Regions from separate parts of the Homo sapiens genome. Here region 2 is linked to region 1. Evidence: read pairs that join two places in POLR2A ChIA-PET (ENCODE). Cell type or tissue: K562. All regions are shown on one strand. Each heading gives the region's core, and the rest is flanking DNA. Links, peaks and the distances in the headings are about the cores only. Region 1 overlaps EIF1AD (eukaryotic translation initiation factor 1A domain containing). Region 2 overlaps LOC105369350 (a long non-coding RNA gene).

Region 1 (4,358 bases), core at 1-4,000:
AAACTCCTAAGACTAAACCAAATTGGAAGTAAAGGCCCATTTGAAGACCACACCACCTTACCAAAGAACATACCTCATTTCTGGACAGGAAGATGAAAAACTGTTAATTTTTCTACAATATTTATTTAAACAAAACTAAAAATAAACTGTTAAGATACCACTTCTTGGGTGGACATAGTGGCTCACGCCTGGAATCCCAGCCCTCTGGGAGGCTGAGGCGGGAGGATGGCTTGCCCAGGAGTTTGAGACCAGCCTGGGCAACATAATAAGACTGGCTCTACAAAAAAAAAAAAAAAAAAAAATAGAAAAAGAAAAATTAGCCCGATGTGGTGGTGCACACCTGTGGTCCCAGCTACGCAGTAGGCTGAGGTAGAAGGATCGCTTGAGCCCAGGAGGTGGAGGCTGCAATGAGCCATGATTGCATCACTGTGTTCCAGCCTGGGTGACAGGAGTGAAACCCTGTCTCAAAAAAATAAAAGTTGAAACTCCGTCTCTACTAAAAATACAAAAATTAGCCGGGTGTAGTGGCAAGTGTCTGTAGTCCCAGCTATGGAGAGGCTGAGGCAGGAGAATCGCTTGAACCTGGGAGGCGGAGGTTACAGCGAGCTGAGATCACGCCACTGCACTCCAGCCTGGGTGACAAAGCAAGACTGTCTCAAAAAAAAAAAAAATGCAGTATGGGCACACGGATCAATAGGACAGATTAGAAATTCCAAAAAAGATCCATATATATGCAGGAATTTATGTTTTAAAAGATATTTCTGGCCAGGCGTGGTGGCTCATGCCTGTAATCCCAGCACTTTGGGAGACCAAGGCAGGCAGATCACGAGGTCAGGAGACTGAGACCATCCTGGCTAACAACGGTGAAACCCCATCTCTACTAAAAATACAAAAAATTAGCCGGGCGTGGTGGTGGGTGCCTGTAGTCCCAGCTACTCAGGAGGCTGAGGCAGGAGAATGGCGTGAACCCGGGAGGCAGAGCTTGCAGTGAGCCGAGATGGCGCCACTGCACTCCAGCCTGGGCAACAGAGCGAGACTCCGTCTCAAAAAAAAAAAAAAAGAAATATTTCCAGTGAGCAAAGAATGAACCTTTCAAGAAATAGTACAGGGACAAGTGACTTTCCCTTTAGGGAAAGTTTGCTACCTCTCAGAAAAAACAAACTTCAGATGAATTAAAGATAGATACACACACATACATATCTTTAACCCATCTCGTTTATTTTTTGTATATACATCTACATACATTTTATACATTATATTCATATATACATATATACAAATGTATATATGTTTAAAGCCACGCTATAAGAGAAAGTAAATGAGAAACAGACAAATGAAGTGGTAGCTGGAGGACGTGGGAATCAGTACAGGTTTTCACGCCTGTTTCAGAAATGGGAGATTCTACAGCACGCTCGACACTAACACATCACATCCATAACATATCACATCCAATAGACAGGACAGCCAAAAACACAAAACAAAAAAAGAATCAAATACCCACACCCAGACACAATACTCAACAACACAAATACCCGACCAAAGTCTTTAAGAAAGCAAAAGAGGCCGGGCACAGTGGCTCACACCTGTAATCCCAGCACTCTAGGAGGCCAAGGTGGGTGGACCACTTGAGGTCAGGAGTTCGAGACCAGCCTGGCCAACATGGCAAAACCTCGTCTCTACTGAAAATATAAAAATTAGCCAGGCATGGTGGCACACGCCTGTAATCCCAGCAGTTTGGGAGGCTGAGGCAGGAGGCTCATTTAAGGTCAGGAGTTCGAGACCAGCCCGGGCAACATGGCAAAACCCCGTCTCTACTAAAAATACAAAAAGTTAGCCAGGTGTGGTGGTGCACGCCTGTAGTCCAAGCTACTCGGGAGGCTGAGGCAGGAGAGTTACTTGAACCCAGTAGGTGAAGGTTACAGTGAGCCGAGATCACACCACTGCACTCCAGCCTGAGCAACACAGGGAGACACTCTCTCAAAAAAAAAAAAAAAAAAAAAAAGATAGTCTCCAAAACACAAGAGGTAAGGTTTAAGTCCCATTGGCTTACGACAGGAAGATATGTGCACATCTGCAGAGCTGGTAACAGGGAGGCAGGCATTCCCTCTGATGGTTGCTGTTTCTTAATGAGGCATGTGTTGTGGTAACTACCACAAGGGGGAATTGATAGATAAGACAGAAGTTTTGAAACAGACATCCCAGAGTAGATCTGCTGGGCAGTGCTTAGTGTCCATCTGAGGTTTGTAATGATAAACGTAAGGTACAACTGGTGGCCAGGCTGGCTGTTTTCTCACCTAATGATGGTGACTTGGGTTTGGGCACAGAGGTGAATGATTGGGTTTACCCAGGGTTAGGGTTTTACTAGCGGAACAGAATGGAGGGAGACAGAGGGGTGTAGGGTGGACTACGGAATTGATGCTACACAAGAGGGAAGTGAAGGCAGAAGGTTACTCATGAGAATGTCAGGGCTGGTTAGAAGAATGAAGGGTGAGGGTGGAAAAGCAGCCTCTATTTAAAAGGTTATAAGACAATCAATGTCCTCAGGGAATAATCAGGTTTCAAATAAAGTCAGGAGATGGATGGACCATTCAAAACAAAGTTAAGGATAGAGAGATTTGCCAGCCACCTTCTGGAAGTGATAGATGGTGCAGAGTGGGAGAGATGAGGTCGTATGTGGGGATGGACACAGTAGCTGGAGGTGAGCACTCCCGTACACAGGGTGACTAGAAAGGCGGGGAGAACAGCACGAGGCACCATGGGCTCCTGAGCGTCTCTTAGAGGCAGGTGGGTGTTAGGTCCTAGGGCTGTCATCCTGAATGCTTAAATTGGTATGAACTGCAAGCAGGCAAGGAAGCAGGAGTGCTCCCAGCTGTTAAACACATGCAAGAAGGCCCAGAGCACGGCCTGGCACTTTCTAAGTGCCCAATAAGAAAGAACAAACCACCTGGGAAAGACTCCAGCCATTTCCCATTTCCTCCCCATTCAGCCCACCCACCCACAAGGTCTCTAATAAATAGGGAGCAGTTTTTCACTTCATCACAATCTCCCTCCCCCGAGAGAGCCACTCAGACACCAGAACAAGTCACCAACCCACCAGGGGTTTAATTCTCTGAATCAAAAGATCAGTTCAGAGAGGAGCCCTGCTTTGTCCTCATGCAGGGGTGAAGATGTGCAGAGCACCCTGGGAATGTCCAAGCCCAGAAGAGCCAGGGGCCAGTCCCTGAGCAAGTGGAGAATTGGGTCCTGGAGTCTCAGGCTGCCTCCTCCTCTTCACTCTCCTCCTCACTCTCATGATACTGTCTGCGGTTTGTGTTAACAAACAGGTCAGAATCATCTTCTGAGCTGGACTCCTCTCCTGATAACTGTGGCTCAGCTGGGAGTTCTGGTTGAGTTTGTCTGCACGAAGGGAAGAGAGCAGGGTTAGCCCAGCGCCTTCTGGGAAAATAATATCTACAATCAAGGAGTTCCAAAAAAAGGACCATCCGGCCCAGCAGTCAGGGCCCTACAGCACCCTTTAAAGACTCAAACAAGGGACACAGGAGAGCAAACAGTGGGGAAACGTGGCCAAAGAAACAGGCTAAAGACTGACCCCACTCCCCAAACGTGTGCCACAGCCATTTGTTTTAGTTAGAAATAATGATTCTACGACCACCAACTAACACTTAATGGACCCATATCACATAACAGATACTGCACTAAGCAATTTTACAAGCCATCCACTTCTTTAATCCTCACAAAGCTCCCATTTTACATATAAGAAAATAGAGTTTGAAGGAATTAAATAACGTGCTTAAAGTCATTCAGCTTTAAGTGGCAAAGCCAAGATTTTAACCCAGAGCATCTGACCTTCAAACCCCATTCATAACCATGTTATACCACATGCTTAGGAGCTCTCAACAGATACCCTATGTAAGGAGGAAAGAAGGCTCTATTTTTCCCTCAAGGCACCAAAGCATGAACCCCTTATTTTCCATGTACCCCACCCCAAGGCTTGTTCCTCACCTGTTCCTGTTGTTGTGTTTCTCAGCCACTTCAGAGAAGGCCTCAGGCCTATGCCAAGAGATGAGCCAAAGTCAGAAAGGACAAATAAATTTCTCACAAAAGAGCTGCTTCCAGCTGTGTCTGCCTGGGATGCCATGACCTTCCCTCCCCTAATTCCCAAGCTAGGAAGGCAATGCCTCCAGAAGCCAGACAGCCAATGATCAAGGGGACCACCTACCAAAACCCCTCCTTCTGCAGAGAGCGCACGTGGTCCTTGCAGAGCACAAACGAGATTTCAGCCTTCACCTTTTCTCCCTCTTCAATGGGGTCAACAATGAGAAAGTCCCCTGTAGATAAGAAGAGAAAAGGCAAAGTCA
Region 2 (4,314 bases), core at 315-4,314, 56 kb before region 1:
TGGGATTACAGGCGCCTGCCACCACACCCTGGTAATTTTTTTGTATTTTTAGCTGAGACGGGGTTTCATCATGTTGACCAGGCTGGTCTCGAACTCCTGACCTCAGGTGATCCACCTGCCTCAGCCTCCCAAAGTGCTGGGATTACAGCTGTGAGCCACTGCACCTGGTCATATTTAAATTTTTGACAGTGTGCATATATTACTTCTATTATCTGAAGAACCAATAAAGATGTTTTCTATCTGTACATGTATTTATTATTTTATTGTATTGTATTTCATTTTATTTTATTTTATTTTATTTTATTTTTTGAGACAGTCTCATTCTGTTGCCCAGGCTGGAGTGCAGTGGTGTGATCTTGGCTCACTGCAGCCTCCACCCCCTGGGTTCAAGCAATTCTCCCATCTCAGCCTCCCGAGTAGCTGGGACTACAGGCATGCACCTCCATGCCCGGCTAATTTTTTTGTATTTTAAGTAGAGACAGGGTTTATCCATGTTGCTTGGGCTGGTCTCAAACTCCGGTGCTCAAGCCATCCTCCTGCCTCAGACTCTCAAAGTGCTGGGATTACAGGCGTGAGCCACTACTCCAGGCTCCCATTGCAGGTTTTAAGCAGAAGTCTTTAAAAAATGGCCCAAGCTGGCCGGGCTCGGTGGCTTACGCCTGTAATCCCAGCACTTTGGGAGGCAGAGGCGGGTGGATCATGAGGTCAGGAGATCGAGACCATCCTGGCTAACACAGTGAAACCCCGCCTCTACTAAAAATACAAAAAATTAGCCGGGCATGGTGGCGGGCGCCTGTAGTCCCAGCTACTCGGGAGGCTGAGGCAGGAGAATGGCGTCAACCCAGGAGGCGGAGCTTGCAGTGAGCCGAGATTGCGCCACTGCACTCCAGCCTGGACGACAGAACAAGAGACTCCATCTCAAAAAAAAAAAAAATGGCCCAGGCTGCTGGGTTGGGAATTGACCATGAAGAAGCAGAAAGTCTATGTAGAAGACAACGGATGTTGAGAATGCTCCAAATAGCTGGTGGTAAGCGTTCAGATTCTGAATGCACTTTGAAATCAGGAACAACTGTTGGATAGGACATAGCATTTCAGAGAGAGAAAAGCCTAGGCTTTTGGTTCGAGAAACTAGAAGGATAGCATAGTCACTAGGCCAAGATGGAGAGGGCTGTGGGGAGGGTCAGGGAGTCAGTTTCAGAGTTGTTGAATGTGAGATGCCTGTTAGACACCTAGATGGAGCAGTGGACTGGGTCATTCGAGTTTGGGAGGCAGGACTCACCTTCTGAGCTTGAGGGAGATGTCTGGACTACAGATAAAAGTGGGGTTCATTGTCTGATAGATTTTATTTAAAATGAGCCTGTCATGCCTGTAATCCCAGCACTTTGGGAGTCTGAAGCAGGAAGATCTCTTGAGCCCAGGGGTTCAAGACCAGCCTGTGCAACATGGCTAGACGTTGTCTCTACAAAAAATACAAAAAATCAGCTGGGCATGGTGGTGCACACCTTTAGTTCCAGCTGCTCAGGAGGCTGAGGCGGGAGTGTCACTTGAGCCCAGGAGGTCGAGGCTGCAGTGAGCCATGATCACGCAACTGCACTCCAGTCAGTCTAGGTGACAGAGTGAGACCTTGTCTCAAAAAAAAAAAAAAACAACCAAAAACCCAAAAACACAAAACCATGGTCCTGGTGAGTCCAGTAAAAGAGGAGCTGTGGCCGGGCGTGGTGGCTCATGCCTGTAATCTCAGCACTTTGGAGGCCGAGGCGGGCGGATCACGAGGTTAGGAGTTCGAGACCAGCCTGGCCAACATAGCGAAACCCCGTCTCTACTAAAAATACAAAAATTAGCCAGGCATGGTGGTTTGCGCCTGTAGTCCCAGCTACTTCGGAGGTTGAGGCAGGAGAATCACTTGAACCTGGGAGGCGGAAGTTGTGGTGAGTCAAGATCTCACCACTGCACTCCAGCCTGGGCAACAGAGTAGCTGTGGACAAAGAAGACAGACGGGGCAGCTGTCCCTCTCCTGCAAGAGGAGGAGGAACTGGCAGAGGAGCTGGGGAAGAGCTGGCCACTGACCTCATGTTAGTGGGAGGGAAGGCATCGGTGATTTTGGCAGGTGCAGGCTCACAGGGTGGTGGGGGTGACAGCCTGCCTGGAGTGGGTTCAAGAAAGAAAGGCAAGGGGGAAATTGACCTTGCCCAGTGAAAACTCTTTCAGAAGGCTTTGCTGCAAAGGGAACACAGAAATGGGGCAGTGTTGAAGAAGGGGAAGTGAGTCAAGAAAGAAGGAACAGTAGTGCTGATGGAAATGATGCCAGAGAGATGAGACATTGCTGATGCAGGAGAGAGTGGGAGGACGGCCGGAGCCACATCGCTGAGCAGGCAATCAGCAAATGAATGAATGTGTGTGAAGCGGTGATAAGAGAAGCAGAGCAAATGGTGGTGCCTATTAGGGACTTAGGGGATCTGGGCAGGGAGGGCTTCTTTGGCAGGTGTCATTTTAGCAGAAACCTAGAGGTCCTGAAGGAGTAAGCCATGTGGATTCTGGGGAGAGAGCATTTCAGGAAGAAGAAACAGTCGGTGCAAAGGGCCTTAGGGCAGACTGGCTGGCGTACCGAAGGGAGAGTGTGGTTGGATCGGAGTGAGAAGGGATCATGGTGGCACTTGTGAGCAAACACCTGTGAAACATGCAGGACCTAGTGGGCCAGTAAGGACTTTGCCTTTTACTCAGCGAGACCCAGGACCCATCACAGGCGTGATGGACTCTGTTTTTTTTTTTTTGTTTTTTTTTTTTAGTTAAGGTCTTGCTCTGTTACCCAGGCTGGAGTGCAGTGGTGCAATCAGGGCTCATTCTGCCTCCTGGGCTCAAGTGGTCCTCCTACCTTAACTTCTCTAGTAGCTGAGATCACAGGCATACTCCACCACACCTGGCTAATTTTAGTATTATTTTTTGTAGAGAAGGGGTTTGCCATGTTGCTCAGGCTGGCCTCGAACTCCTGGCCTCAAGCCATCCGCCTGCCTCAGCCTCCTAAAGTGCTGGGATTACAGGTGTGAGCCACTGCGTCCAGCTGGGCTCTATTCTTCACAGAATCACACTGGTTGCTGAGTAGAGAATGGTATCAGGACAAAAGCAAAAACCGGGAGGTTGGGTGTGGTGGCTCACGCCCATAATCCCAGCACTTTGGGAGGCTGAGGCAGGTGGATGGCTTGAGGCCAGGAGTTCGAGGCCAGCCTGGGAAATATAGTGAGCTCCCATGTCAATAAAAAATAAATAAATAAGCAAAAGCCGGAGATTAAGCGTTACTGAAATGATCCAGAAGAGAGAGGGTGTTGGTTTGGAGAAGTGCTGGATTCTGCATGTATTTCAAAGGTGGAGCTGGTAGGGTTTGCTAAGGCATTAGGGGCAGAATGTGAGTCAAACGAAAGAGTCAAGGATCATGCCAGGGCGTTGACCTGAGCAACAGGAATCTCAGACATGCCCCTGACTGGGATGAGGCAGGCCAGTAGTCTGACCTTCAGCATGTCAAGTTGAAATGCTTATTTATCCAAGTGGGGATGTCAGATGGGCCACTGGATATTTAAGTATGGGAGAGGTCAGGCTGAGATACGTAAACCTGGGGACGGGTGGAAAACAGCAGGTGCTGGCCTGGCGCAGTGGCTCATGCCTGTAATCCCAATGCTTTGGGAGGCCGAGGCAGGCCAGGAGTTCAAGACCAGCCTGGACAACATGGCAAAACCCCATCTCTACCAAAAAATATAAAAATTAGCCGGGCATAGTGGCGCGTACCTGTAGTCCCAGCTACTCGGGTGGCTGAGGTGGGAGGATCACTTGAGCCTGGGAGGTTGAGGCTGCAGTGAGCTGTAATGGCACTACTGCACTCCAGCCGGGGTGACAGAGTGAGACTCTGTCTCAGAAAGCAAGCAGCAGGTGGCTTTTAAGGCCATCAGACTGGATGAGCTCACTTAGGGAGGGAGTGTGGTAAAGGAAAGAGGTCTGTATGCACCTCATGAGAATATCAACCTGAGAAACCCAGACCTGCCCTCTGCCAAGGAAGAAAGTGGCCCAGAGTTCTGGACTGTCCAGGAAATCACCTGGGGTTGAGGTCTGGAAGGGGCTCCGTTTCTGAAAGTGAAGCTGCCTACATGTGCCTTCCACTGGGCCCCAGGTGTGGGAGAAGGATGGCAGCCCCCTAGAAAGAAAAGAGTTTGCATATTTTGGGTGGCAAAAGAGCTTCACCCGGAGCAGCACTATTTAGGATATTTACATTGGATGTGCTCATTGTGAGGTGCCACTGGGATGGAGTCTGAGAGCAGAAGAGGAGCC

What was found. ChIA-PET counts read pairs that join two places held together with the same protein. Peaks named below come from ENCODE experiments on the same cell type or tissue, not always from the same donor. Only the 100,000 strongest peaks of a DNase experiment are listed, where the experiment ranks them.
Region 2: POLR2A ChIA-PET joins it to region 1 with 7 read pairs; 11 of 35 experiments call an interaction of 5 or more read pairs at or near these places.

The regions. Positions count from the first base shown.
Region 1 is chr11:65,995,348-65,999,705 of GRCh38, forward strand. EIF1AD (eukaryotic translation initiation factor 1A domain containing) reads right to left here. Exons shown (of 6, transcript NM_001242481.2): 4 at 4,220-4,328; 5 at 4,003-4,050; 6 at 1,198-3,396. The coding sequence ends at 3,252. Among named protein-coding and RNA genes, the nearest start is that of EIF1AD, 4.6 kb to the right of the region's middle. In K562, for the core only: no CTCF peak of the experiment used is centred there; a DNase peak (open chromatin) is centred at 2,153.
Region 2 is chr11:65,939,243-65,943,556 of GRCh38, forward strand. All of the region lies in intron 1 of LOC105369350 (a long non-coding RNA gene), which reads right to left. Among named protein-coding and RNA genes, the nearest start is that of TSGA10IP, 4.1 kb to the right of the region's middle. RefSeq lists an enhancer at 1,776-2,275 and a silencer at 2,246-2,469. In K562, for the core only: no CTCF peak of the experiment used is centred there; a DNase peak (open chromatin) is centred at 2,379.